Linked DNA regions of Homo sapiens: region 1 is linked to region 2. Evidence: read pairs that join two places in POLR2A ChIA-PET (ENCODE). Cell type or tissue: OCI-LY7. All regions are shown on one strand. Links, peaks and the distances in the headings refer to the core of each region. The heading gives the core; the rest is flanking DNA.

The links. Peaks named below come from ENCODE experiments on the same cell type or tissue, not always from the same donor. Only the 100,000 strongest peaks of a DNase experiment are listed, where the experiment ranks them.
Region 1: POLR2A ChIA-PET joins it to region 2 with 5 read pairs; 3 of 35 experiments call an interaction of 5 or more read pairs at or near these places.

The regions. Positions count from the first base shown.
Region 1 is chr10:62,499,557-62,512,265 of GRCh38, forward strand. No RefSeq gene overlaps it. Among named protein-coding and RNA genes, the nearest start is that of ZNF365, 130 kb to the left of the region's middle. RefSeq lists an enhancer at 7,532-7,701 and a cis regulatory region at 7,617. In OCI-LY7, for the core only: no CTCF peak of the experiment used is centred there; a DNase peak (open chromatin) is centred at 7,025.
Region 2 is chr10:62,572,180-62,584,888 of GRCh38, forward strand. No RefSeq gene overlaps it. Among named protein-coding and RNA genes, the nearest start is that of ZNF365, 200 kb to the left of the region's middle. In OCI-LY7, for the core only: no CTCF peak of the experiment used is centred there; no DNase peak of the experiment used is centred there.

The DNA of each region.
Region 1 (12,709 bases), core at 4,992-8,991, 73 kb before region 2:
AACAGGTTCCTATTCCTTTTGTGGATGGAGAGTTACTTCTCAGAGAAGGGAGATCCCAGGCAAGGATGGCACCTGTGGTAGGCTGACTGCCCCTCACCCCCAAGACATCCATGTCTTAATTCCTGGAACCTGTGAATGTTACCTTGTATGTCAAAAGGGACTTGCAGATGTGAATAAGGATCTTGACATGGGGAGATTATCTTACATTACTTGGATGGGAACTAAATTTAATCACAAGGGTGCTTATGTAAGGGAGGCAAGAAGGTCAAAGGAACATTTAGGAAATGGGATGATGGAAGCTGGAGTGATGAAAAGACAGGCTCACAAGCCAAGGAATGCAGGCAGACTCCAGAATCCAGAAAAGCTAAAGAAACGGGCTCTCCCCAAAAGGATACAGAGAGAACCAGCTCTGCCAACCCTGATTCCACCCTGATTTTAGCCCAGTGAACTGATTTGGGACTGCGGCCTCCTGAACTGTAAGATAATGGATTGTGTTGTTGTAAGCTATTAACTTTGTGGTAATTTATTGGCAGCCTTTACAACAGCAGCAACAGGAAACTAATATGATATCCAAATGGTCCCTCCTTTGAGAGTATTATAAATATCTCGAAAAGATCTCTGTTTTCCTTGATCCTCACCCTCGCATAAGTTTCAAAGCCTAACGTCATGGTGTCATCTATAAAGTTGTTAGTTCACTGTAAAAGAACTGTTGAAATATAGACCATCATGTCACTTCCTCCGAATCAGAAGACTGTGTGTTGTGGAAATACTGTATGCAACAGGGAAGGCTATGTTTCCAAAGAGAAGTAAAGCCTTCCCCTTTGCATATGGTAAAGCTCAAGTAATTGTTGATACAAGGACAAATAAATGCATGGAGGAATGCAGGGGGAAAAACAGCCATTGAAAATCAACAAGTAACTCAACCGTTTCTGTTTAATATTAGATGAGTTTCAGTGTTAAAACTCATTGTAAGACATAATATTAACAAATGGGAAAATCAATGCTTGGCTTCTAAATTAGCCTTTGTTTTCATTTGGGTCTAATAAAAATGCTAAAGGAAAACCTGATTTAGTCTTCCAAAATAACTCTTTGAGTTTTTTTGGGATATGCCTGCAAAAGATACATTTTCTTTTTACTTATTTTCCCCTACATTGCTATCCACTAGAGCACATATCACTACAAAAACTCACTTTATGGGGGAAACATGTCAAGTTCATTACAATTTGATCCTGCTGGTCCCTTTAGGACAAGCTGAGACCAGTGTTGTGTTTTTGATTCTCAGCTACTTTCCCAGTGTCTTCATGTGGGGAGGGAGAGTTAGACAATTATTAAAAACTTGGAAGTGTCTTGAACTTTTATTGACAAATTCTGATCCTTTTCTGATCTTCATTCCCCTTCATTAATATATCTAGCATTTGACACAGCTGATCACTCTGTCCATCTCTCCTCTTTTACTGCTATAACTTTGTACTCACTTGGTTTCCCTTCTACCTGCCCAAGAGGTTATGCATCAACTCCTCTTCTCCAGCTTTTGTTCTACTTGTAAGCATCTCCCCAGTCTCAGTTCTTACTTCTTGCTCTCTTTCTTCTGTGGGCACTTCTATTTTGATGACAACTCAAGAGTCTTCTTTCTCCTGACCTCTATCATAGCACCCAAAAACAACCTCCAGGTAATGCTACTTGGGTAGTTCATCGCCTCTAATACATCTATAGCCTTGAACAGGGCTATGGCTTCTTCTGTCCCAGTGCCCTTGCACATGCTCTTCCCTCTGTCTGAAATTCTTCCTCCTCTTCTCTTTGCCTATCAGATGCCTACAGATCCCACTGTATATGTCCCTTCTTCATGGAAGCACTCCCTGACCACCCTGACTAGATCAGATTCACATTGTAGGATCTCTTAACACCTGGTGGGAAGAAAAAAAAATTAAAATCCCTTTTTGAGAAATAAAAATATGACACAAAAATTAGTACCCCTATAAGAAGGAAATCAATTCTGATTAAAGGGAAATTAGGAAGCACATCAATGGGAACTAAAAATATTTTGTTTTTCAGAAACTTTGCTATAAAATGCTGATAGGGAAACTGAATTACAACTTAGTGAACTAAACCAAGAGCCTTGTTTAGGTGACTCAGTGATTAAGCAAAAGTCCTGAGTATGACCAACTGTGATATGCTCTACTCTCTAGCACCCAAAGTTATTACACAACTTTGAGCTAGAACTTGTGTTTAACCATCTGACATTTAAACTGTGGTAACTGTGGAAAGCCATAAATCATGGCCAGTATAGAAGAGAATGACTGTTCATGAATTGTACCTGTTGTTAATCACTTTAGCCATAACCGAACTTAAAAAACAAACTCCCTTAGGTTTTAAAAATATTTTCTCTTCCATAGCCTACCTCTATATTCTGCCACATATCTAAAAAAATTCTATTGTGATATAATTCACATGCTGTACAATTCAATCATTGAAAGTGTACAATTCAATCTCTTTGAGTATACCCACAGAGTTGTGCACCCATCACCACAATCAATTTAGAACATCTTCGTTATCTACAAAAGAAACCCTACATCTCTTAGCTCTCACCCCCCAACACAAAATCTCCCCATACCCAGCCCTAATTGGCTTTCTGTCTTCATGGACTTGTTTACTCTGGGCATTTCATATAAATGGAATCATACGATATGTGCTGCTCTATAACTGATCTCTTTCACATAACATGATGTTCTCAAGATTCATGCATGTTATATCATAAATTGGTACTTCATTCTTTTTTTGTTTTTTTTTTTGAGATGAAGTTTTTCTCCTGTTGCCCAGGCTGAAGTGCAATGGCACAATCTCAGCTCACTGCAACCTCCACCTCCCGGGTTCAAGCAATTCTTCTGCCTCAGCCACCTGAGTAGCTGGGATTATAGGCGCACACCACCACGCCCAGCTAATTTTTTGTATTTTTAGTAGAGAAGGGGTTTCATTATGTTGGCCAGCCTGGTCTTGAACTCCTGACCTCAGGTGATCCACTCACTTCGACCTCCCAAAGTGCTGGAATTACAGGCCTGAGCCACCGCACCTGGCCTCTTCATTCGTTTTTTATGATACAATAATGTTTCACTGTACCACATTTTATTTATCCATTCATCAGTTGATGTCGTTGTGTTGCTTCCACTTTTTGGCTTTCGTGAATAATGCTGCTATGAATATAAAATGGTTTCTGAGGTTTGAAAGCTGCCTGTACCTTTTTCTCCTCTCTGTAGTTATTTAAAAATAAAAGGTAGCTTAGACATTTCTAAATCCGAAGCTGTAACACAAGTTCCATTTTTTGGCAACTGTACAAAATTTATTTCACCTGTTGTTAATGTTAACTATCTGTAGTTATCTACATGACATTGGTTTTCCCCCCATCTGTGAGCTCCACGAGGATAGCAATCATATTGAGTTTTCTTGTTGCTGAATCCCTGGCAACTTGTCCAGTGATTGGGGTGCATTAAATCTTTCTTGACTAATTTTGCCTAACCCCAATCTTAGATTGGCCTCTCAAATTCCCCATTTCCGTTAATGGTATTACTATGATCTCAATAACTTGAGATCAAATCAGTCATATTTGACTCTTCTCTTTTTCACTCCTTTTATATCTGATCAGTCAGCAGTTTTTTGAAACCCTGTTCGAAGCAGTTCTCAACACTTGTGCACCCATTCTTTCTCCTACACCACTCAATCTAGACCCTCACATGTGGCTGTCCTGCTTTCCTTCTCTCCTACTTCTAAGCTATTCTGTGGAGAGATGTCAAAGTAATCTTCACAAAAAATCTGATTGCATCACTTCACTTCCCTCTTTATTAGCTCCCAGTGGTTTCCAATTGGCCACCGATTAGAAGGCCTCGACTCAGAGTTGGAAGAATTTCATAATATGATTCCTGAAATCATGAGGCAAGTGCTACTTCAGTCTTTTCTAGTACTCTCTCCTCTTGATTATTAGAAGATAGGCTGTACCTCTCTGGTCTATTGGGTTGGACCCAGATTTTCAGATCAACTGCTTAACATTGTCAGGGAGGCAAATACTAGTAATTTGTAACATTTTTATGGCCAGCTCTCTTCTCATCAACCAGTGCCAAGACTGGTTCAAAGATTAGTGAATATTTGATTCACTAATGTCAAATCACTACATTCCAACCCAAAACATATTTACTTTGATATTTTAATCTCTTTCCAAAGGCCCTTACCCATAATAATATTCTGTAAGGAATTCCCTATATACCGGAACTTTCTGCTTTCCTATCATAGGGAACATCATAAATAGATCATTAATACATCTCCCACATTCTATTTCTTGTACAAGCTCATATCTTCCACGGTGCTTGCTATGGTGCCTTGTGTATGGTAAAAGTAAAGATACAGAGAAAGTCTAATTTTTTTTCTTAATGGAGAATTTCTCCCCCCCAACCCCCAAGCTAGAAATGTTTGCTTTTGTTATGTAAATAATTAGATCATCATTTACATTTGGAGTGACAGCCTCACTTCCAGTGGCATGTTGAGATAACCACAGATTGTTGCTTAAGGGACTTCCAGAGAGTTTTGGCCTGGTAAACTATCTTAGCTTTTTGCTTTATTTTGGAGTGTGCACCACTTTGGGGTCAAAGCTGAATTGTTTGGAACAATAGCGGAGATTCTGAGAATGGGTTCTGTTGGGGAAGGGGACAGCCAGTAGCTAGAATCTAAAAAAGGCTATGGGAGTAAATAAAAGGGTTCAAAGAGGATTTTATCGAGGTTTTTTTTTTTTTTTTTTTTTGCATGTAGTTTGCAGTTAAAACCCTCTTCCCTCTCCACAAAATTTTGTGTCATCTGCTCACAAATTTTAAAATAAAATCTACATTGCTTGCTAAGTCCTTGTGGGATGGTTTGCTATCTGGGGCTAAGATTTTGCTGAATTAGGCCCCAAGGTTGATGAAGATGACAAAAGAGACTGCCAGTGACAGGGCAGCTATGTAGGCTTTGCATACATTTTAGGTAAATATGTATTAAATGAATACGTTTTTCTTGTCTTCTTATGCAGATGATATTCCCCTTGCCTCTAGGTGATTTGTAGAGGAAGTATTCAATGGTGACTTCCTAATTAAGGAGGAATGTTCTGTTAATTCTAACTTGTCTTTAAAGGAGGAAGAAAAGGCACTTGCTGGGTATCCTCTTTGTAGCAGACTTTCACATTTAATCTCAGTGAATCCTTACAACCTTGAGAAGTAAATACCATTAGTATTATCCTGATGATAATTACCTTTTCTAAATGATTATTACTTTTTCTAAATGAAAAAACTAAGGCTCAATAAATTTAAATAACTTTCCCAGGTACATATCATCAGAAAATGATAGATTTGGGATTCAAACCCAGATCTGTTTGACCCCAAAGGCCTCTGTGAACTCTACTATGAACTTCCATTTGAGAGAGAGAGGGGGAGAGAGAGAGAGAGAGAGAGAGATAAATTGCTCAGAGAGAGAGAGAGATAAATTGCTCATTAAGATAAACTAATTTGGTTTTGTATTAAAAACAAGATCCTTGATGCTCTTGTTTGCCTTACTTTGTTTATGTTCCTACTGTATATTAATTGTCTGTCAGTGACTGGCACCCAGTGTCCTGGGTGAGCTTTGGTTGTTACAGATAATGTTTCTCAAAAGCCTGGCTGGATTTTACGTGATCACCTACCCCAGAAGATTATGAAGTAAATTAGAGCTGTTAAATAGATCTGTTAATTTGAGGAACCACCCCCAAACCCTCTATAATTTGTATGCCACAGACAGGTTGGTAGCTAGCATTTCTTCCTTTGCAATCACAAAGATAGAATCTTTTCCTTATTCTTGATTATTTCATTTTTGTCCATAGAGAGTTGAGGATAAAATCCTTCCCCATATTCTTTAACAACCAGCTGTCTTTAGATTCATTGAATGATAGCCTGCCTCAAAAGTTAGAGCTAGCCATAAAATTGTGCATATTGAATATGTTATGTCATTCGGTGGCAAATTACTGAGTTGTCTTTCAATGTAATCTTGAAATAGCAACAAGAAAAATATTTTTTTTTTCAACTCTCAATGATGAGGATGGCTTCCTTCTTCCAAGGTGGATTATCGGTTAAAAAGTCACAGGACTGCGAAATTGGGTACTTCTGGTTACAAAAGAAAGTCATCAGCCATTGGGACCATTCAATAATGCAACCGCAAGTCAAGGCTGTCATTAAGACCAGCCTACTGTAATTGTTCATTAGTGGTATCTAGTCAAGTAAAAATATCATCCTTAGAAGCCAATTACTACCAAAGCAGTGGTGGTTTTTGTGGTTGGTTTATTTGAAAATTATTCCTAGAGATCTTGAGAAAAGAATCAGACTTCTTCAGTAGTTAATGTGTTATTGATTCAATTCAGATTTAGCTTTCTTTTAAATATACAATGTATTAGAATGTGAATGGATACCTGCTGATTAGGTTGATCGGAGGAAAAAGAAAAAGTTACTTCCCAAGACAAATTGGTTAAGAAAAGCAAGTCAAGTCAATAAGCAGATTTGACTGGTTTGGGTGAGGTTCATTGTTTTACTGATTTTTACTGGCACATTCTTGCTTGTTACTGTTTAACAGTTCTTGTGTGGCTCTAGAAATATTACCATCTCTAGAATTGTGACAACCTCCCTTAGGTTTGCTCATTTGGGCTCCCAATTGCATTCAAGAAATGCTTAATAGGTACTCATTATAGGTGGGCCCTGCTTGGATAAAACTAGAGCTGCCATATTGTTTTACGAATGTAAAGCCAAGAGAGACTTTTCTTGTAGCGAAACTGAGAGGCCTTCCCCTTTTCAGCCATACCCACACACAGACTTGGGAATCAGTCACCTTCAAGAGATCTAATTGGGTTTTCATTAGACCCCTGCTTTCCAAAATTCAGCTAGAGCCCCTCTAACCCCAGACTTCTCGAGATTCATGCAAGATCCCTGGGGCTTGAATTTCTACCCTCCCTCTGGCTCCAAGTTCCTCTTTCTGTGAGTCTCTAACTTCCACTTAAGGCCCACCTTCTATTGTATTTCCCTTCTGTCAGCTAAGCCAGGCTCTGAACTGTCCAGATGTGAAATGTGGCCCCCTTTCTGTGCTTTCTTCCTCAAGCCCACTCATTCAAGGCATATGGTCGTTAACTGTTAACTATAGCTCTCCAATAAGTGGTAATTGACTGTCTAGGATACCGAGAATAAAAGCACATTCTAGCAAATGATTCCAGACCATGTAAAGATTTTTTAATTATCTTTTTTCTTTTTAAATTCCATTTTGTCTTTCTTTTTATATTTTAAGAAGCAGTTTCTGACAAGGAGTTTCCATAATTCAGTAATGACTTCCTTAGCCAGGTATAAATTTTATAGAGAGGTAATCTACATGGTATCTCATAGAGGCACTCAAATTTTTCTCAGTTGACAAATGAAATACATGGAAATAATCCATGGCAAAAAAAAATTTCTCAACACAAATTTGACTTATAGATAATGTATGATCAAGGTTAAGGATATGCTATTCTAATAAATATTACTCAATAAAAAATATTTCTAATGAAGTTGTGGGTAGCACATTATCCACTTTTCAAATGATTTGCTTTTATACGTTTCTATTTTTTGCACATTCCAGAAAGAGTCATTTTGATTTAATTGAAAGCAACTGTGAAAATCAAGTCAATTTAACATCATTTATAAAAATAATCTTTTAAAATGGGCTGAGTGATTGAAGGAAAATGCAGTTTTATTTCCCTTTTTTGGATCACTAAAACAAATTCATTATAACTTGCATAGATTAAATCATAGCTGAAGATTTAGCAGGGAATTGAGATTACTAGACAATGAAAACTCTTCTGTGGTCAAAGAATTTTTTTCAGAGCCACTTAGTTGAAATGCAGTATACATAAAAGCCTAGTGTATTTTGGCAACTCTTAACTCTGAGATTTACATCTTTTGCTATTCCACTTTAAAATTAAAATATTCAAAAATGTCTTTTATTCGCCTTTTCAGCCATTTAGTTTCATTCCTTACACTATGCCCTAGACATGGTGAACCTGATTGCCTGCAGAGTGAATTAACGAGTCTTTTATGTCAATGGGAGTTGATTAACATTTGTGACATTTTCAAATCAATCCTCCTATGTTCTCCAATTATGGCCTCATTGTGGTTAGGCACCATCCTAGGGGAAAGAAACAAAGGGTGGGTGGGAATCATCATACTTACAACTGACTTCAGAAAAGCAAATTAATAAAGGGAAGTGTCTCTAAATTATGTTTCCTGTTGTTGTTTGTTACAATAAATGCTGAATGCAAATGCATGTTCTTTAAGTGTCTTGGCTGTCCTTCAAAAATGTGAGTTATTTTGACAGAAGGCAAAAGTTCTTTCCTTCAACCTGTCTCCATAGTTAATTTAGATTAATTTGGTTGTTTTTTCAACATGTGGGCATTTCTAAACTTTAAAGTTAATAGTATTTACACAGCAAATGTACTAAACAATAACATTACAATATCACAAAAATGATATAAGATGATTTTAAATGAAAATATAAGATGATTTTAAATGAAGGTTATTTAAAGCTATAGCTGGTTTTTATACTACATAAATTAGGCTAAAATTTATATAACATATATTTGTATTTCAAACATAATATAATATATTCTATTGTGTATATAATTATATAATAATATATATTAGATGCATAATTATATAATTAACATAAATATATCTAAATATTAAATAATTAATGATATAATTATATATATCATTAAGACAAACCTTGGCACTAGTTTCTGGGTAACCCTGAATCAAACACTAACTTACCTGGCTCTTTATCTCTATTACTTAAGAAGTTTGGACTAGATATTCCAAAGTGCTTTGATTTGACAATTTATTATGGAAGAGACATTCCGATAATTATCAGTTGGATCTTTTTGTAGAAACATATTTTCCCTTCTCAGCCCCACTTTCTCTCACTTACTAGTTATTCTCACCAGGTAAGTCAGGACATGCTGATATTTTTGATAGTTTCACAGGAATTCCACCAAATTTTAATTGTGGTGTAAAAGTTGTTTTTGCTTCAACTGAGGATATGTATTATGTTTTATGATATGTTTGATGAAACATTGTCGGCAGTTCTTTCAAGAAGGTTAAGATATAATTTGCCAAAAATAAAGGGTAGAAGGAGAATCACTATGTCAAACCAGTGACTGCTGTCCAGTATGGCAGCCATTGGTCACATCAGCTATTGAGCACTTGAAATGTGGCTAATCCAAATTGAAATGTGCTGCACGTGAACAATTCATACCAAATGTTGAAGGCTTAATGCAAAAATAAAATGAAATATGTCAAGAATATTTTTATGTTGATTATATTTTGAAATGATAATATTTTTGGATATAGTATATTACATACAACATATTGTTAAATTAATTTCACCTTTTTCCCTTTTCCCTTTTTAAAAATGTGGCTACTAGAAAAGTTTAAATTCCATATGTGGTTTCCATTATATCTCTTGGACAGCAGTGCTGTAGAGTCACCTGTTTATTGGAACATGAAAGAATTGCCTTGTAATATATAAGAAAATATGATCAGGTCAACAGCGTTTCCAACAGCTGCATAATGCAAGGCGTAATTGAATAGAAATATAGATCTACTATAGCTGTGATTGTCTTAAAGTGAATTATGACTTGTTTAGTCTTTTTCTGAGCTTCTAACACCCTGTAATGTGTACCCTCCTACACCAGATACAGAGGGCCAAGAACAATGTCTCCTTCAGCTGTAGGTTAATGTTGAAACTCTGAATGTTCCTTCTAGTATCTTCAGGGACACGTTTGTCTCCGTGTCCCTGAAGATACTAGGGACACTCCAACATACGCCTAATTCCCAGGGTAGATAAGAGAAATGAGCAGGAAAAAAGCAGCCACTTTTCTTAAGATTGAATCTCTAACTTGGACCTCAGTTGTGTTTGTAACTCAGCCTCAGTCTCAGAGGACATCATTAGCTCTGCCTAGCTCTTCCCTTCTTCTCCCTACCCAGAAGCAAAGGAGATTTGCCTTCAGCTTGGCGTTTTCCATTGGTGTGCCTTTTTTGAATTTTTTCAGGAGTTAGCTACTAAGTACACTTCTGTGTGCATTTGGAGATGTATGGACAGAGAAGTGTGTTTTGAAGGGATAGAATTTGGAAGTGAGAGATGAAGGACCTGAGCATGTTCAAAATGCAGTTAACTCTTTGAGGGCCAGTGGTTCTTTTATGAAGGTCCCACTGTGCTCCAGTTCTTAGTCTTGCTTCTTCCCTCTCATTTGTTCTGTTCTGGAAAATTTCAAGCCCAAACATCTGTTTTGAAGTGCTATGCTCCTTTCTGGAAAACAGTATTTTTTATTAATTCCCAAGTTTGCTTGTTTCCGCCTTATCATCCCCAGATGTTTTGTCCCTCTCTCCATTTTTTCTCATTCTAGTAATTGTGCAAACCCAGGAATAGCTTCTGGCAGATTTTTTTCCCCCTTTTGGATCACCCTGCACAACTTTCACCCAGAATTCTATCTCTGCTCTTTGCCCATCTTTCAGTGGACTTTGGCCAAAGTCCATGAAGGATTTGGGAGGCTAGGGTAAGAAGGTGAGCAGTAATTTCTATTCTACAATAGATAAGGGTCTCCTTGTAACCATAGTATCTATGCACAGGTAGAGCTACAGAGAAGGGAAATATATTTCATGACCACAGAGAAAAGGTCTTTTGTTGCTGTTTTATTTGTCTGCTACTAAAAGATAAAGCAAGCATAAAAGTTTGCTTTTTTAAAAAAGAATAACATTTTATCCTTTTTATTTTTAAAGAAGAAAGGTAAGAGCATATAAGCCAGCCGTGATATTATAGGATAAGAGTCGAGAACAGTCTTTATATGTTATAAATATAATAATAACAGCACATCAAATCTAGCACATTACAGTTTTTGCAGAGTTTTCACCCACAGATATGGAAAGATGGAGGAGGTTGGGAGTCTGAGACCCTCCAAATGGAGTAGTTGAGTCCTGGAGTTAGTTTGGATGCAACTCTGAAAAAAAGCTTTGGAAATTTGGGCAAATCATTTTTCTTCTATATTCCCCTGTGACTTCATTCACACCTGGCAATGATTTTACATTATTTTGGTTTTCACAGAAATTGTATGCTCTTAGTGGCAAAATTTTATTTATTTCCATTTCATGGAAGAAGAAACAGACCTAGAGAGGTTCAGTTTTTTATCTAAGATCACACCACTGCTCGGTAATAGGCTAAGGGTCAGAGTTCAGGTCCTCCACTGAGGTTGAGTGGAGCCTTGGCTGTTGGTCAGCCATGGAGGCCGTTGGTTTCCAAGGACACCCCCAACCAGTGTTGTTCATTGCTTTCCGTTTAACTTTATGTGTGTGGGTATTGGGAAGCTGAGGCTAGACCTGTTGACTATGTTGCATGACTTTCTCCCATGCTCCAGTCCATGATGTGTTGAGGAAGACAGGGCACGTGTCTGTGAATGCAGAGCCAAACCGGGCCTCTGGGGGGTGAGGAGGCTGAGATGAACAAACTGCTTTGCCTTCCTCTTGGAGAGAAAGACAGATACCCTTTGGGCACCTGAGGCTGGTGCAGCTCTGTTCCCCTGGAAAAGATTCTGGAAGACAGGAAGAATCTCAGAAAGGGCCCTGTTATCTTCCAGTGTGAGTTTTCTGAATGTTGAAATGGAGAAAGGAAAGAAAGCAGAAAACCTATTATGTCTACAGAGATTTCGAATCTAAGCCTTCTCTGTGAAAAGTTGGCAAAACACGAGGATTGATTTGACTCTTACTAAGAAAAAAGATGAAGGTGCTGACATGACTGATGATAGGATTAGGGTTTTCATTCATTCATTCATTCATTTATTCATTCTTCTGTTTAACAAATGGTTGCTAAGTGTGCACTACAGGTAAGGCACTTGCATAGTGGGCAGTCTCATTCAGAGGCAGGATCTGTAGAAAGTAGGAGAGAGATTACAGTTAACCGGGAGAAACAGAGAGTTGAATACATATTAAGAGGAAACATAGTGAGATACCAGGCAGATCTGTGGAATGATTTACCCTCTTTTAACCACAAAAGCGAGGATAGCCAAGAAGTTGATCAGACACTGACTAAAAAGAGACACAGTTCTTGTTCAAGGCACTGTGTGGACTCCATTCCTGGTTTCCCTGGCCAAAGACCCCTTCTTATGGGAAAAGGCACATGCAAATTAGGTAAGCAGTGATAAGAGACAGAGTACGTGTGGTTTTGGTTCTCTCCACTGCAGAAGAAGGCCTAGAAGGCCTGGAGAGGAGTTTCTGAGGGTTTGTACCACAAAAGAATGACATCATGAATGGAAATATCAAAAGGTTAATTAGAGCCTGCCCACTTGAGAAAGAGAGACTGTTTACTGATTACAGCCTCCAACCAGTTGCTTATTAACCTCTTAGGTATCCCTGTCATCCCAATGCCCATCAGTCAAGCCCTTGATAATCTGAATTCTTCTAGAACCCCTTCCTTCCACCTTTCTGCCTTCCCTCTGCCCCTCTTTTGTGTGTGTACTCATTCACTCACTCACACATTTAATGAACTCGCTGTGTTGCAGGACCTATAACTCACTGCCCTCAGGATGATTTCCTCCCTGGTCAGTGTTGGGGGATAGAGGAGGCCCAGAGCTTCCTTACAACATATCCATGAGAACTTTATC
Region 2 (12,709 bases), core at 4,900-8,899:
TTTCTAAATGCTACTTTTCGTAGAGTATGTGGCTTTATCAATCCCTAATATTCCTTTCCACATTGACAAAAGCAGCAACAACAACAACATCCTATGATCCCATTATCCCCACCACCACCAAAAATTGATATTGTTTGTAGGTCCTGCAGGCTTTTTTTCTCGAACAAACCTTTGACTTAGTATGTTCATCTTTTAAATAGGGACGATTCTTCAATATAACAGGTAGTTGACAGGATTAAAGGAAATTTAAAAAGACCCTGAAAATGAAAACTATTTTTATTTTCTACTCCTACTGTATTCTACTCATACATGATCCTCTCAAGATTCCTAGGACACCCCTATGCTTCTCTATTTCCTTATCTTTGTTCTCCTGCTAACATGGCTTTTTAAAAATGTGTACCAGGCTTAGCTTAAAAGCAGCTTCCTTTGGGAGCAGTCTGAGGTGTTCAGGCAGAATGAGTCCTTTCTTTGCCGTGTTTCAGGAGTACCCCAGTGATTCTGCTTTTAAAATCATTGATTATGTGTATTTATTCACATGTCCATCTCTCCTAATAAGGTAAGTTTGTGGAGGGCAGAGATCATATTTTGTTCATCTTTAAATACAAAGAGCTGCACATACTACCTTGTGTGAAGTAAACAAGAGATGTTTACTGAATTGATTGTTGATTGGGTTAAATCACTCATTGATTGGGTTAGGTCACTGATTTTCTATTATCGTGCAATTAAACAAACCCAAAGAGTTATTGACAGGGAGGATGAATAATTATTTCTAACACTAGAATTACTCTGATATGATCAGGCTCCTAAAATTGAAGTGTATGCTTCTTAAACTGTGGAATGGAATCACCTAAGACAGGGATCCCCAACCCCTGGGCCATGGACCGGCACTGGTCTGTGGCCTGTTAGGAACCGGGCCGCACAGCAGGAGGTGAGTGGTGGGTGAGCTAGCATTACCACCTGAGCTCTGCCTCCTGTCATATCAGCGGCGGCATTAGATTTCCATAGGAGCTGGAACCCTATTGTGAACTGCTCGTGGGAGGGATCTGAGTTGTACCCTCCTTATGAGAATCTAACTAATGCCTGATGATCTGAGGTGAGATGTAACAGTTTCATCTTGAAACCATCTCCACTCCAACCCCCGTCCATGGGAAAAGTGTCTTCCGCAAAACCAGTCCCTGATGTCAAAAAGGTTGGGGACTGCTGACCTAAGAGACTTGTGAAAAATGCAGGTACCAGACTCCACCCTAGACCTAGTAGCCTGAATCTCTGGTGACAAGGCAGGCAATCTGCAGTTTTGACATTTTCTCAGGTGACTATTATACCCATCAATGTTTCAGAACCACTGCCTTGGGAAATCCTGGCTCTTACCACACCCAATGCAGAGATCAATCCTAATTCAGAGGTCCATGACCTTATGATAAGGTGTTTCTGATGCGAGGGTAGATACATCTCCCAGGATGAGAACCAAGGTGGGCATGATAAAGCTAGGAAGGAGGTCCTTTTTAATTCCTAGTACTATCTCATACTGACTAGTGAGCTTTTAGAATAAACCACTCATGGACCAATGATTCTGTCCATGCAACTGTTGTTTACTGACATGGATGTGGGCTTTGGCACCAGAGTGGGTGGATTTGATTTGGCTCCCAGAATTATCACATGCTGGCTGTATGACCAGACGCAGGTGAATAAGGGTCTCTGAGTTTCCATTTTTGTTTTCTCTAAAATGAAGATGTAAGAACCCCTTTCACTCACAAGATTATGGTAAAAACTGTGAGAGGCAATGACATATGTAAAAATGTTTTATTAAACCTCAAAATGGTCTCTGTTAATTATTTTCAGTGCATAGACCAACTTAAAAGGTTCACTTCTAGATCATGTGTTTGACAGCTCCCAGCTACTCATGGCTGATAAAGTGGACCCTGAGTGTCAACTTCACCATAGACACAAATGACATCTATGATGTGACTGGGGACAGACCCTGTTACTAGTCATGGAGCACGGTATGAGTAATCACTTGGTCCCTCAGGTGTTCAGCCATAAAATTAGAGTTGAGTTGTCCATTTACGTAGATGAAAATGCGCCATACAGCCCATGCCATGGATAACTATCATGTCCATGTAAGTCACTAACATTGCTCTGCTTTGAAGAGTATTAGAGCTCCTCTTTTGCTAAATGCCAGGGAAAATGTATCATTCAGTTCAGAAGTGGATATTGGGCACTTACGATATGTAAGGAGCTATATGGCTCAGAATAAACACTTTGAAAATTGAAATAAAGAAGGACATCTCATCTGTTGAATTAGAACTGACCATTTGTGATGGCTCAGATGCCGCCTTCTGCTGCAGAACGAGCTAAGGAACTACATTTTGCCTCACTTAGTCACCTTCGTTATTCCTTTCTGCAGGCTCCAGAGTCCCCAGAATTGCACCTGCACAGATAGCCACTCAATATTTGTTGAATTGAATGTATACTTCTTATCCAAAAGATCTTCATCTAAGACACCTTACACTGGTGAATGTGGTGGTTATAATGTAATACTTCTCTTTAAAACTCCAAGTTCCACAGATAGCTTAGACAGAATCTCTTATTTGGATGGGTCCTTGACAATCTAGCATTTTCCAAAATGCATTCCATGGAACACTAATCCTGTGAGATACTCCTTGAAAGGGAGGGTTCCATTGTCAAATAACTTTAGGAAACATTGCCCACCTCCTCTTGGGAGGTCTCAATGCAAAATGGCATATTAAAGCCTCTGAGAAGTCCTGCAGCAATCCCGTATTTTGTTTTTATTTTGAGAACCTGTTTTTAAAATTAATTGTTTTTAATTGACAAATAAAAATTACATATATTTATCATGTCCAACATGTGTTTTGAAATATGTGTAGTTTGTGAAATGGCTAAATTAGGCTAATTAACATATGCATTACCTCACATATTTATCATTTTTCTGTGGTTGTGAGAACTCTTAAAATGTACTCTCAGCAATTTTCAAGAACACAATACATTGTTGTAAACTATACTTGCCATGTTGAATGTTAGATCTCTTGAACCTGTTCCTTCTGTCTCACTGAAATGTTGATCCTTTGACCATCTCCCCAGTCTCCCCTTCCTTACCAGTTGCTGGTCACCTCTATTTGCTCTCTGCTTTTACGAGTTCGACTTCTTTAGATTCCACAAGAAAGTGGTATCGTGTGGTATCTGCCTTTCTGTGCCTGGCTTATTTCACCTAATATAATGTCCTCCAGGTTTGACAGCATGATAATATGTGACACAATTGGGTAAATTTTGCTCTTTCTTGTTATGTCAGCTTCCTACACCTCTGCTGGTGTGACACAGGCTGTGCCTCCTGTAAGGCAGCCATCCCCTTTTAGGCTTTTAGTTGCCACTTTCTGCCTGTGACATGTTTGTCTCTAGACAAACCTAACTCCCTGACTAATCTCATGGTGATACTGTGGCCTCTGGTTGCCCTTCAAGGTAAACATTAAAGGCATTTTTTTTTCTACAAATTAACTCATTTTTGAGTAGTCAATAAGTTCTAATGTTTCAAACATCAAGAGGTAAGAAAAGGTGTTCAAAGAGAAGTTTCCTTCCCACCTACCCCAGGTGTTCAGTTCCCACTTTTTATCACCAACACCACTAGAAGTAATTACTGCTTTTAATTTCTTCTTTAACCTTCCAGGCTTAGGCATATCCGTGCTGATATATATCACACACACATAAGTGGTGTCCATTCTCATTTACAGAAATAGTGCTTATTATATACATTTTTTTAAGAACAATAATTGTCATCGGCCTAAAAGATGTAAATTTCACAAAATTAGATTCTATTTCCTTAATTTCCTCATATGCAGAAATGAATAAAGATTTAAAAATATGTTTGTGGAAGGCTTTGAGCTTTGAGGTCTTGCATTTGGCAAACCAAGGTCTCCTATAGGACGAGAGGCCCCCAGCAGGACTAGTGGTATGTGTCAAGTTCTTGGATGAGCAAACCAAAGCACAAGGCCTCCTTTCAACCTTGCCATGGTAGAGGCATGGAGAGACCTCTGTGACTCCTCAATGCTTCACTGCTGATATGAAATATGCATTCTGCAAAAGCAAGCTTTAAACATAAAATAAGCCAGGTGCAGTGGCTCAGCACTGTAATCTCAGCACTTTGGGAGGAGGTCAGGAGTTTCAGACCAGCCTGGACAACATAGCAAGACCCCATTTCTAAAAAAAAAAAATTAAGAAATTGGCCACATGCAGTGGTGCACACCTGTAGTCCCAGCTACTTGGGAGGCTGAGGTGGAAGAATTGCTTGAGTCTGGGAGTTCAAGGCTGCAGTGATGGCACCATTGCACACCAGCGTGGTGGATGACAGAGCCACGAGACTCTGACTCTAAAAAAAAAACAAAAAAACCGGCTGGGCATGGTGGGCTCATGTCTGTAATCCCAGCAGTTTGGGAGGATGAGGCCGGTGGATCACTTGAGGTCAAGACTTCGAGACCAGCCTGGCCAACATGGTGAAACCCCGTCTCTACTAAAAATACAAAAGTTAGCCGTGCGCGATGGCAGGCACCTGTAATCCCAGCTACACAGGAGGCTGAGGCAGGAGAATCACTTGAACCTGGAAGGCGGAGGTTGCAGTAAGCAGAGATGGGCCATAGAGTGAGACTGAATCAAGAAGAACCCAAAAAACAAAAAAACCCCAAAACCCATACAATACAAAAGCATATTTGCCAAATAGAAAATGTCAGTGTCATTAGAAAGCTAATAAGTAGGAGCCTAGGGAGAGGGAAAAGATAGCTACAGATGTCGCACTGAGTGAAACTTTCTCAGCAACTGCTGCTTTTTTTCAATTTTAATACCACGGAAGCAGAGACTTTGACCTATCGTCAAGGCAGGATTGCAGAATGGTTCCGGGGATTTAAAGTCAGTCAGGATTGTTTTCATGTCTCAACTGTGCCACTTACTTTTTGTGTGCCCTTGGGCAAGTTACCTAATCTCTCTGTGCCTCAGTCTCATCAACTGTAAAACGGAAGCAATAGGAATACCTACCTCACTGGACTATTGTGAAGGTTATGGGAGATGGTGCTTATAAGGAGCCTAGCCAAGAACTTGACTCACATGGGTTAATATGTACTGAACAGAGGTAATTTTTAAGGGGATTTTGTTAGCCCATGCAAGTAACAATTCATTCGCTTGAAAGTTCAGACCGAGAGCAGATTGTTGAGTTTTTGGTTGTTGTTGATATTTGAGCTCTTCTTTTGCTACTGCCTTAGAAGGTCCTAATTCATCCAGTATATTTGGAGCTAATTGTATTCATTGCTAAACAACAATTTCAGTTCCAATGGGTGACAGAATCAAATTCTTTCACATTATCTTAGTCCCTGGAAATGGGTTAGTGGACCAGAGTCATCTTGTTAATTCGCAGAAATGGCCGAGAGAGGGATCCATTCCAAATCTTATCCATTAACTCCATGGAAACCGGACTGAATCCATGTTCTTTACATAGAGTGGAAATGATACTTGGGAAGTTCCACAGTCTGAAATCCAGCTCTATAATAAGAACCATGTTGCTGATGTCAGCAGCTAGGAAGCTGCAGGGTATTGAAAGTCTTTGGGACTCCAGCATCCACTCATATTTATAGCAATGTTGCTTTTTTACCCTTGAAATGACACATCGTCTTAGAATTTTAAAGAGTGTTTCAAATCTGAGCTGGCTGAGCCCATTTGCAAGCCCATGGAGGAGCTGTGCTATTGAAGAAGTAGCTGTCACCTTACAAATGAGGAATAGAGTTACATCAGAAACTACTCATCCACAAATTTCTTTAGAAGTAGGATCTTCAGACAGTTCTCAGACACTGGAGGAAGTCTAAGTCTTTGGAACCCACCACAGTATAAGTGAAGGAGACAAATTCTTTCACGTGTGGCCAGTGAAATAACAGCTAACTGAACTTGACAACATTTCAAAACATTCCCAGGAAATATGCAAGATATGGATGAGTAGCTACTAAATGTAGGTATACATGTCTCATTTTACATCCTTTGAGATAAATAGTATGAAAAAATAGTACTTAATATCTTTTTGGATGATTCTGTTCTGGAATCACCTAAATGACATGAAAATTGTCATCTGTTATGAATGAGAATAATAACCTCACGAAGTAATTTTTATCCTAAATTCAGATTCTGTCTGCTTTTCCCTCCCCTCTCTTTCCACATGCTGTAATGGGATAAATGATGTTTTCAATTAGGGAGGGATGGGAAAAATTAAGAAGCTTTAGGAAAAGTATATCCTGAATTTCCAAAAGCTGTCTAGGTCAGTCGAGAGTCTAGTCAGAAAGTGTATTCATCCTGCCTGGATATTTCCATTGACGGCGGAAGCGAGGCAGGGACAGCTGAAGATGATTACACTTGTGACCCTTTCCCAGGGAGATCCTAAAGTTGAAGGTACTTTGGAGGCTCGCAGCTTGTTACCATTTTGCCTTTATTTCTCTGTGTAAGCAGTCATGCTGAATGAATTTGTGATGCACTTAATAAACACTTGGGGGAATGATTTCTTGCTTCCTCGAGCCATGTTTTTAAATCTGGTCTACACCACCCTTCAAAATATGAAAGAAAAAAATATCCTTCATAAACCAAATGACTGTTTTTCTCAACATGGGTGAAGATTGTTTTCATTCTGTATGTGTTATGGAAAAGAATATGCAGGAGCAGGATGGCCACTAAATTCGGAGTCAGCCCTACCTGTAGGTGAGTGGGGGGTGGTTTGAGAAGTATAATAAAGTCTAGAAATGTAAGGTCATATTATTCCTTCTCTGTTTGGTGAGCCCATCAGACTCCATAATAGTCCTCGACTGGTGTCCCAAGAACACTGCTCCACAACTGAGAAAATACACTATCCAATCTCCTCAAGACTTGCTCAACTTAGACATGCATTCTTTCTCTTTCAAAACTTGTTGTGTAAAACTATATAATGACTGCATACTCTCTCTTACAAAAAACAAAACAGGGAACTTATATTCTGCTTATATTGAAGCTGAATGATTTGCTTCTCCCAGTCAGCTGAGCTCCTTCACTCAGGTGGGCTTCAGCCAACTTGGCCTGTATGCTCTTCAGGTGAAATGCCCAGATGGCTCAAATAACCAGCTTCAACCAGTTATCCCATGGTTTTGCATGCAGAGGCTTCACCTTAAGTAAATCCTATAGCATATTAGTTATAAAATTTTATTGATTTTTAGCAGAAAAATTTCTGAGAACACAATTTTAGTTTTCATAGAAGGGCAATGTGCAATGTTTTCCCAATGTTCTGTGTAATGCAGCTTAATCTAGATTATTCTGTTGACAGAGTATATTGTATGTAAAAGGAAGATAGGTTCAAGTTCAAGTTCAGAGTTGTTGGTTTTACAGTAGTATTCTATTATGTATTTATATGCTTCTAAATATCACTAATCTTAGAGCAAACCAATTGTTTAAGGATACTATAGCATTGCCAAATAGCCAAACAATGTTTCACTATCGGCTATAGCATCTGAACTTTCCTCCAGAAATTCACATACTTATTTTACTTAAGACAATGAGAAGGAAAAATTAGAATGTTCCAAAATCATAAGACTCCTTTTGTGGGGAATGCATTGCTGACTGTGTCTGCAATAAGACATTTGCAGACCTGGCTTTCCTGTGAAGGGAATTTTATTGGCTTCACAGATACCTGTGTCAGTGCTGCAGGAGAACATCATACAACATGCATGCTTCATGTGGCCATTTAAGCTTTATTTAAATAATCACAGTGAGGTGTTTTCAATTTAGCAACTGTAAAATGTATTACATATTTCCAGTTAGATAGGTTTTGGTTTTGAAAGATGCTTAATTCGTCTCCTAGAACTTATCACTTTAGGCTTTGCTTTCCTTTATCTCTCTTCTATTACTAAGAACTCTTTTATTTCCTTCTATCTGGGATCTTTTTTCTCCTATTACGGCTTTCCCTTTTACCTCCCTGTTAGCCTAGTTGTTCACTAGAATATTCCTCCAGTGTAGTTTTGTCCTAGTTGTACAGTATAGAGTAGCAGGGATGGTGGTGATATTAGTTGTACATAACAAAGAATAATTTGTAATAATAACATTAGGTTGGCGCCCTTACTTTAATGGCAAAACCTGCAATTATGTTTGCACCAACCGAATAATAGTAACAATAGCCCCCGTAGTGGAAATAGCTTGTATTTGTCTTCTAGGGACNAATAGGAAAGCAAATACAAGCTATTTCCACTACAGGGGCTATTACCCCATTTGGAGACTTGACATTCCCTTACTCTTAACCTACATGGACCCCAAACCCAGTCCTGACCAACTAGAGCATTCCATCCCCTGGCCACAGTGACTAATTCAGGGCTGGAAGTGTGATGCAAACAGGCAATGAAGCCCCATTCCAGGATCTTCAGAAAACTCTTGGGATCTCTTTCTCCTGTGGTTGCTCAGCTGGGAAGATGTCTCACCATTCATCTTGCCATCTCATGGGGATGGTCTGCCTGAAAATGAAACCAATCAGAGACTACAGAGCCAAGACTACAGAGCCAAGTGATTAGAGAGAACCCATAGTGAAGACCATGGATGAGCTCCTGGCCCAGATGCTGGGCCTTTTTTGCTTAAGTTAAGTTGAACTGGCTTCTGTCACTTGCCACTAGAGGAAACCTCACTGATAAAGAGTTAACTGTGTCATTTATTGAGCACTGCTTGTGTGCCAGGCACCAGAATAAGTATGTTAACAGACATAGTCTCATTTAATCCACACAACAGACCTGTATTTGCTGCAATTGTGCAGATGAGGAGACGGGGATTTGAAGAGGTTAAGTAATTCTGAGGCTATCCAGCTTGTACGGAACACTAGAGCCTCTGCACTGGTAATATTGATAAGGTTGAATTTAGCAACATGGGCTTGGGACATTAACTCAGAAATATTCAGGCTAGAGGGATGCCATTGGCTAGTCACTAGGGCCCTGAAAGCATCAATTTAGGCATCCTGGAGCATCCATCGTCTTTGTGGAGCTGGTTTTGGCAGAGCCGGCCATAGATGAAATCAAAGCCAGGCAGGATTTTGCTTATGTAGCCATGGGGCCAGTTAGATCCTGGAATTCTCCATGGGGAACAAGAGTGAGGACAGTCAGTTCCAAGACTTCTGTGAAAAGACAGTATGTATATCAGGCTACAAATAGTTCCTTCACTCCTGAGAGAATTAAGGGACCTCCTTAGGGTCTTGAGCTAAGCCCAAATTGAGTTAAATAACTGGCGAGAAGATGAGGCAGAGGTTCACCCTAGAGTCCATCCCAGCCAGCATTTGTGGCTTGCAATTGATTTGTCATGGTCTGGCCCAGGGCGAGGTGAGGTCATTGTTGTGAAGGTAAAAAATGATCCAAATGCATTCACCATGCCAGGCCTGGGCCTACTCGCCCTCATATCTATTCCTTGCCCTTCCTCTGCTCTGCCTTGCTGTGGGGCTGACCCCTGCAGGCTGCCTTCCCCAGGTTCCTGTGTGAGATGGCTTCTGCCTGGTGCAGTCAACAACAGGCACTGGTGAGGCATTGGCAGTGGGGAGTGAGGGTAAGTTTGGGTGTTTCTCCCTCTCATTCTCTGCCTCAAACTCATTCTCCAGCAACAGCTGGGTCTCCTCCATAGCTCCAGATTCCACAGATCAGACCCACCTTGGTTCCACCTCTGCCTCCTCACCCCAGCCTCAGTGCCTCTGGAAATGCTGCTTTCAACCTAGGAGCTATGGAGGGCCTCCTGCTGGTGCTCATCTCCGGGTCATTGGATTGTCCTTCCTTGGCATCTCAGCTCTTCTATCACCTCTGTAACTAATTTCTGTTGGAAATGCTTGTAGCATTTCTTGTTTTCTTGGTTTGCCAAAGGCTCAAAATGCAACCCCTTCTTGAGAGCAGCAACCCTACCTTTGAGCACGCTCCTGTAGTAGGTGCTTAAAAATAAGTAGGTTGCTTAGTTGGTTGATGGAACTTCTTGCCAGCCTAACCCATCCATTCGTATGTTCTGCTTTCACAGAACTGCTCAGTGGAATCAGAGATCCTGTTTTCAGCCTTCTTTTAGTGGGCTGGTCCTTTTGACTTCCTACTTACTCCTTTGCAGGCTGGTAGGAGCTGAGCAATAGGAGTCTTTCCTGAAAATCTTTCCATCTTCTCAGTAATCATATTAAGTATCTGATTTTGTGTAGGCTGGCCAGAGAAAACATACTTCCCTTTCCACTGAAGGCAAGGCATCTCATCATGACTCCTTGCTGCAATTGCTTTTTTTTTTTAATTTAAGAGACAAGTCTGATTTACACTGAAAATGGTGGTTGTGGTTTATGGACTTAGCATACTAATTCCCATTTAATGCAGCAAACTTCAGGGGTAGGTTTTCATCTGAATGGAGATGAGTCACCGTATTCTTCAACCATATATTGAAAAATACCCACCGTTAGTTAAAAAACATTTCTTTTAAGCCATTTCTTCAGAGTAAAGTCAACTTGAATTCCTTGTTTGTGTGCCTGAGAGGGTCAGGAAATTCATCTTTAGCCTCAGCCTTACACATCTGCCCACCCTAGCCTCCAGAACTCCACATTTCCTATCCAAATCTTTCTTGTTGGTTTATTTGAACATCCCTCAGGAAGGAACCCAGAAGGTTCCACTTGGGCATGTGGGGTCATCGGCGCAGCTGACTCGAGTTGGCTGAGCCAACAGTGCTACTTTGGTGGAGTGTTTTGTTGGCTGGATCATCTGCAACGGGGGTTGGCCAGCGCGGGAGAACTTGGGAGTGTCCACAGGAAGTGGATATTTCCTGACCAGCTCATCCCCTGCTGACTCTCCAGCATTTTCTTGTCTACAACTAAAACGTTTTGCCTTGTATGTTCCTGCCCAAGGCCTCTTGAGACAGTGGGTGGTTTTTTTTTCTTTTATTTTTCAACTTGTGCCAAATGTGTCAGGAGTTAAGTCCATAATGCATATATCTTGGCCCCACTCTTTTAGGAATGTGGCCTCTCTGTTTCTGACACATGCTGCTGCAGAGTAACCATATGTGTCTGAAAGCTCAACCCTTTAAACAATTTTGGCTTGGTGCTTCTGTAGAAATGACAGCCTCATTAAGAAGACAGTGATGAGATAGGCCTGATAAACTCTCCCCTTCCTGTGACCTAAATAAGAATACAAAGAGAGTGAGAGCCATCTAGATTGGATGTCCAAGAAGAGGAGTAAAAGGCAGCACCCTTTAGTCTCTTGCTTAGTACCCAGCACTGGTTTCCACTTCACTTCAGACTAGGCTGTCTAGATGGGGCCATGGGGCCACTACATCTGTCTAAAGAGGTTGTGCACTGCTCAGGAAGCACCATTCCCATGAACTCTGATGTTATACGGTGTGCAATCCACCCAACTGTGCATGGTGGCCTTGTTGTGAAAGTGAGACTTCCCTGGTTATCCTTGCTACATGTAGACCTAAAAGGTCTTCTCTCTCCAGCTTTCTCTTTGTGCAAACTTTTTCTTGACTTAAAAAAAGAGGGAGTGAGTCTTACCTCAGAAAGCTTTTATGAGACTGAATGAGCTGGCAAAAAAGGGACTTGTATTACTTGGGAAAAAAGTCTTCTCCAAAGACAATGTAGTATTATTTTTTAAAGTTGGCACTAACAAAATTACTCCCTGGGAATGAAAAATTTACCCATATGAGCTGAACTAACTTATTCCATGTGCTGGGATGACCACAGATATTAGCAAGGCCTAATGCGGCCTGGGGTCCCCAACAAAGAAGCTGACTTCAAATCAACCATGCTTTGGAAAGTTAGGGATTGTAAGTAGCCTTCAAATTATTATTACTACTTCTCTGTACTAATACAGTTCTTGAGTCAAGAATTGTAACATTCATTATTCTTTGAGTCATCCTCATCAGGAAAAAGAGGAAGCACTGGGGAAAATACTGTAGATTACAAGGGAAGATTGTCTTCAAGTTTCAGGTGGATTCAAAGAGAAGGGAAGGAGGAGCAGCTCAAAGAAAAGGAAACTCATGGAACCAGTGATGAAGCCAGAGATGGTTTTTCTGGGGAGGGGCAACCAGATTGGGCTTGAAGGGGGCAGGGTCTGAGAGCTTAGAAACAGACCCGATGGACGTGAGAAATTGCACAGACAAGGAAAAAGTTTGTTACATTAGTAGGATAAACAGTTGATTGGAATGGAGACTGTGCATTTGGGGAATGAGAGATAGTGGACTGGTGAGGTAGAATCATGATAGACCACAGACCACAGACCACAGAGGGCTATGAAAGCACTCTGGGGCCTGCCCAGTGCTCAGAACCCATGGAATGCAAACTTTCCATGGCCTTCAAACCAAGTATGTGGGGAAAACCCTGTTCTTTCACCCAGGTCACAGCCTTAGAGAATCTAAAACTTTTTTTCCCTGCACAGTCTGGTGCTTCTCTCTCTATATATAATTTCCCATGTGGGAACACACACTGCTTTGCCAAATAAATAGTCCCTTCCTATTCAGACTGGAATTTGTTTTCGAAAATATGTTTGTCTCCCAGCAAAGAAAACAAATAGACCATCCTAAGACTGGCATCCTTCAAATTAGGAACCAAAGCAAGTGGTTGTAAAGCAAAGTATTTGTCATTGATAATTCGCACTGACAGCAAAGTTTGTTTTTTTAAAGCTTAAGTCTTGAAACTCTTTTCAAGTGGTATTAAACATTTAGTCTGGAC